2 separate regions of the Homo sapiens genome follow, and region 2 is linked to region 1. A link is a contact called in ENCODE Hi-C or POLR2A ChIA-PET data. All regions are on one chromosome and are shown on one strand. Each heading gives the region's core, a stretch centred on a gene start or an enhancer-like site at or near the end of the contact. The rest is flanking DNA. Distances are from core to core; before and after follow the strand shown.

The links. Hi-C counts contacts between places; a loop is a spot of excess contacts on that map. ChIA-PET counts read pairs that join two places held with the same protein, here RNA polymerase II (POLR2A). Pooled maps may share reads with other maps.
Region 2: a pooled map shows a loop between it and region 1 (6-fold over the local background). The contact joins two enhancer-like sites. A Hi-C loop is called at or near these places in 1 of 168 maps with a recorded cell type or tissue (ascending aorta) and 5 of 50 pooled maps. POLR2A ChIA-PET finds 5 or more read pairs at or near these places in 1 of 52 experiments (MCF 10A).

What each region holds. Positions count from the first base shown.
Region 1 is chr6:82,021,404-82,024,103 of GRCh38, forward strand. The region is part of intron 3 of LINC02542 (long intergenic non-protein coding RNA 2542); the gene reads right to left. All of the region lies in intron 2 of LOC107986617 (a long non-coding RNA gene), which reads left to right. Among named protein-coding and RNA genes, the nearest start is that of LINC02542, 79 kb to the right of the region's middle. Within about 2 kb of position 1,413, at least 5 of the 41 ENCODE cell types and tissues checked have a DNase peak (open chromatin) inside an H3K27ac peak, as active enhancers do.
Region 2 is chr6:82,143,659-82,146,358 of GRCh38, forward strand. No RefSeq gene overlaps it. Among named protein-coding and RNA genes, the nearest start is that of LINC02542, 43 kb to the left of the region's middle. RefSeq lists an enhancer at 528-1,727. Within about 2 kb of position 1,438, at least 13 of the 41 ENCODE cell types and tissues checked have a DNase peak (open chromatin) inside an H3K27ac peak, as active enhancers do.

The sequences.
Region 1 (2,700 bases), core at 163-2,662:
GGTTTATAGACTTCTCCATAAGCTTTATTAAATAATTTGCATATGTGTGTACCTTCAGCCCCCATCAATTTCATAAAAATGGAAACTGTCAAAGTATTTTCTATTCTGACAGTTTCCCAAAGAGTGCTATGCAGGAAGATTCACTCTCCACCTGAAACATTCTGCATTTTAAGAAATACAAATTAGTGAGGACATAAGCAGCCAAGTGATGATTATCCCAGCACACTGTGAGTCTGAACCTTGCAGTTCCAAGGTCAGTGCATAGAGTCAATCGTATACATTTTGAGGATCCTGGGTTAGTGTTTAAATTAAGTCATATGCTGCCCACCCTCCTCAGTCCTAGAGTTATCTACACTAACTTTCTAGTGAGAATTTTGTCTCTTCCTGAAGTATAATCCCACCTCAAACCCAGCTTCGCATTGCTATCAATGGAAAGGCATTGCCATCCCATTTTAGAATATAGTTTTATCTGATTGCAATATGGTTTTATATGCAACATGTAAAAGGTATGGGCAGAAGAAATGCTATTTTGGAATGCATGCTTATCAACACATAACAAGTGTGCAATAAAAATTGCAAAGAGCTGTTTTTAACATAATATGGCAAATCCCTGAGAGTATCTGGAAGAGTCAATAGTGCACGTGGTTTGGCAATCTGAGCAGCTGACTCTGCAACCTCACCTCCAAACATAAAGAGGGCTTCAGGTTATTTTTAAATATAAACTGATATCTGTATTCATTCAGATATCTGTATAATATATGAGGAACTATGGATTTATGGAGAGAAATTGGATGCATCAAACTGAGAAAGGGAACGGTCAATGAACTGAAAGTTCACCAAAAAGATGGAATCAGCAAATGACCAACAAAGCCAAAGCAAGTTCCTTCTCGCTGCCAAGTCTGATGCTACCCATTTTTGATTGAGAGACTTCTCCCAAATTTTGATCCAATGTTCAAGGCTCAGTTCAAATCCCACTTGCTCTACAGGTCTATGATGACCTGTTACTGCTGAAATCCTAGAGTATTTGTCTTTACTTCTCAGTTTGGAACATCACTATATATTCTTTTATGTTATTTGCTAAGATTTCACGTGCTTGGGTCTTATCTCCTCAGCCAGAATATGTTTCACAGGGTGAAACAGCTGTCAACCATCGTGAATTCCAGTGTCCCAGCATAGAGCAGGGCACTTCATGGAACCCCTGATAAATATCTTCCGATCTATTCAATAACATGCTACAGGACAGACCATTGCCAAACAGACAGAGGAAGAAAAGCAAGGGAAAAGGAGAGCAGGGTGCAGGGACTGTGCCCTCATGAAAGCAGCTAAGATTTCCTGAAATGACTCATAGAACAGGAATGCCAACACTGATGAGTAGAAGTGGCTACATGTCTTAGACAGTTGAACTCTGATATTCTCTTAGTATTAGCTGACTCCTGGATTACTTCCTCTAACAGTGTATAAGGGGCAAATTTTTTGTTAAGAAACTTCCATCCTAGGTGTTAAGAAAAAGTCCACATGAAAGGATTTCCCCCTCCAGAGCACTGTAAGAATTACTAATCAAATGAATCACCTGACCTATGGTCCCGGAATGTTAAAACTGGAAGGAGTGTCACATATCATCTGATCTCTGTTCCAGAAACTGAGGCCCAAAGACATGAAATGACTTGTTCAAAGCAATGTAACTGGTTAGTAGCAGAGCTGTGTCTAGAACACAGGCTTCCTGGTTTCTAAGGCCCATGATCTTTCCATATCCATTTCATGAGAAGTAGCAGAATTCCACTGGCTTAGTTGGTGAAACTGCCAATGACTAGTCTCTATTCCTCCTCATTTGATTTCCTCTTCTCATCAGACTGGACCTTCATCACTTAAACCATTCTCCCATCAAGGCTGGATTTCAGTTTCCTTGACTATGTGTCCTACTGCCCCTATACCAGAAGCCTTAAACACGGAGTGAATCCAATAATCTACTTTGTCCCTTCCTCCGCGGTATGCTAAACACAAATGGAAAAAATCATACAATCACAACAAAAATGTATGATTCTCATTTCCTGTGCCCTCAACAATGAACAGCATTCCTTTGACTTATTCTTGATCGGCACCCTCTCCAGCCCCCTTAGTGACTACTTCAAACTCCAGCCCCCTCTTCAGCTCCACATTAGGGTTAGGGTCTCAATAATGAGAATGAGACTCATTCTTATTAATGGCCACACCTGCTACTTCACAGTGGGAATAAGCACTTTCATCAGCCTTCCACCCAATCTACCAAGCTACATTCACCCCACTGAACTTTACTTACTTCTTCAGGACCTTGTTCTATCGACTCTCTCTTTCTGCTGTATAACCAACCTCCCTGTTTTTGCTTGCTTCTCTTCAGCACAAAAACGTGCCCAAATATATCTTCAGCAAACTATTTCTTAACTCTGCGTTATCCCTATAGCTTTCACTCTATCCTTCTCTTCACAACTGTTCTTGATGACTTTACCTCCTTCCTTTCCATTTCCCCCATCATAGCACGCAGTAAATTTGTGATTCTAGCCCTTACATTCTGAAACGGACTAGGAAAGGTCAACTATAACATCTTAAGGCACATAGCCATTTTTTGTATTTTTAATATTGTTACTGTAGTAAAATATATATACATAAAATTTACCAATTTGAACATTTTAAGTGTATAAGTCTGTGGCATTAAGTACTTTTTAC
Region 2 (2,700 bases), core at 188-2,687, 120 kb after region 1:
GGCAGCCAAGCTCATTCCTTCACACCTGACACAGACACCAGACTTTTCTGCATCTCTTCCTGGCCCTTTAGGAGAAGCAGAGACTACTATTGGTTCCTTTACTATCAAAGACAGACACCAAAAGCTCCTCAAATCTCCAGAGAATGTGAAGTTTATCATTTCTAAGTATACTGGACAAACTCTTTTTTTTTCTGATTTAACTAGTAATATGTCATCTGGAAAAGCTATTTTGTCATAAATTAGAAAGAGCATCAAGAAGAAATAAAAATTATTTTGCTCCAACATGTACATGGAGAAAAGGTAAGTGGAAGAGCAGAGGGGAGGGGAAGGGAGGCCATTAGCAAAGGCCACCACTAGCTAAGGTTTGTGCTGGAAACTTCTTTAAGCAGATGTTGATTTCACATGCTGCATTTGATACACGTGTCTCCTGATAAAAGCAAAGGGAATGAAATTACAAAGTCCAACACTGTCATCACCACAAAGCAATATGCAAATTATGGTCTTAAAATAAGTGTCTGAGAGACCTGGGTAGTTTCATCCATACAAAGGCAATTTCTTTGTCATCCTCTTACTGATTAACTACACTAATCTCCGGTGAAGCGAGCTTGGGATTCCTACAAAGTACAATGTTGTGATCCATGACATTTAAGACATGGAAGGGGCCTCTCCAGAAATGAGCCACTGGGCTGAGCCTGGGCAGAAAATAGACTGCAATGAGTCACACAATGTAAGACGGCACAAAAGATGATTCACCATGTCTAAAGGAAAATAAATAGGAGTGAATGGCTAGTGTACTCAGGGAAACTCAGTCCCAATGGGCAGAGTTTATTGGTCTGCATCACTCTGAGTTCCGTCATGGAGCTGTTGGGATGAGGTGATGGTGCTGGAAATGCTGAAACGGTGAGGGGGTGAGGAAGCAGCTCCTTTTGGGGCAGTAGCAGTGCAGTAGCTGCTTGTTTCCAGTTAAGGATCTCTGTGGCAGGGGGATACATCCGCACTGGATGCTCTGAAGTGTATGATGTGAAATGATTTATCCAGAAGGCTGCACAGCTGGCATCAGATAAAACATTTGGAACCACTTTAGCTGTGCATTACCTAGAGGCAGCATTCTCTTCCTCGATGCTGAATTTAAACCATTCCTGTCATTTCAGACTCTCTAATGAAATCTGTTTCTCACAGGATGTCTCTGTCTTGGAAATGGCATGTGGTCTCCTTGCAAAATGAAAAGGAATTTAAAGCATATAAATCACCTGTTTTTCTTCCTCTCTCACCCTACACACACACACACACACACACACACATACACACAGACACACACACACACACACCCTTTCTGTTAAAAAAATTTCAGAACAGAAGAAGAAAAGCATGGAAGTGATAAAGGTATGCTTCTCAGAACAGGGAATGGTGAGGGAGGAGTGGCTACTGCCTGTCAATAGCTCACAAGCAGCAATGCTGACTGCCAAATGACTCATGCAAAAGTCCCAGAGGGATCGGTTCCCTCAGTCGCCCTTTAGGAGAGAGAGACAGAAAACGTGATATAAATGTTCCCACAGAATCACGGCTTTGTCAGATCCAAGGCTTATGCTGCTGCTCACTATGCTGGAGTGTAAATAAGTTGATGTGCCCTATCGTAGCTAAAAACCTAACAGAAAACATTCAAAACACTCACATACATACTTGTACACAATTCAAGCTCCAATGCGAAAGTATAAATAGTCTGAGTCTCTCCTGTTCTATGCTTGAATATTAAAGTAAGTTTTAAAGCCTTCCAATATTACTTGATGCAATTTAAAAGCTAAATCTATATTGTGATATTACTATCTTTATCTCAACTATAATTCCAAAACCACTTCAAGAAACTAAAAATCAAGTTTAAGCAGAACCCAGGAAGGGCTGCAGTTTGAAGTCTAAACACAAATGCTCTTTACTATTGGTAAATAGGGGCCTTACTTCCATTGATTATAAGCCACAGTTACAAGAACACCACATCTTTAACTTTTCCCATATACCTTGGTTTTCCATGGTGATGATGCTACTGCTTACCATAGTTCTTCACCTCGCCTGGAATTAGCCAAAGAATTGGATGCTATTTTCAAGGGTGCTAGAAAAGACACCTAGGGCTCGGCCCAATTTGTAACAGTACAACAAATGGTTAGTGAGCCTTGTTTGTCTGAGTACCCTCCTTCCTCCACACAATGTGGCTCAGAAACAGCAGCTAAGTAGAGGCTTCTGTGCCCCTCTCTTAAGGTGAACAGACAGGGAGGACACCAGGAGCCCTTATCAATGATGGTTCAGTGAGAAATGGGAAGAGTTTTGTTGTTTTTTGTTTAAAGAAGCAGACCCTCTGAATACTTTCCTAGAGAGCCCAAACCATTCAGGTTGCTTGATCTCTTGAGTTGCCAGGGTTTTCTATCCAGGCCTTTGGCCAAAACTGCTGTGGTCACCATGCATTGTGAGATTACAGTGCTCAAATAGTTAATGTGGCTGAAAGCTTCCACTGGACATTTTATGGGAGGTGACACAAAGCCACTGGGGAAGAAACTGGTTCTTCATAGGAAGTCCTAAAGCCCTACACCATAAATCACTTCAGGTGTCAAAACATCTTCTTAAGCCACATCATCAATGTTTCTGGCTTTCATTAACACAAGCAAAACCACCTGCAGTCCTCACTACCAAAACTAAGAGCTTTAGTCTTCC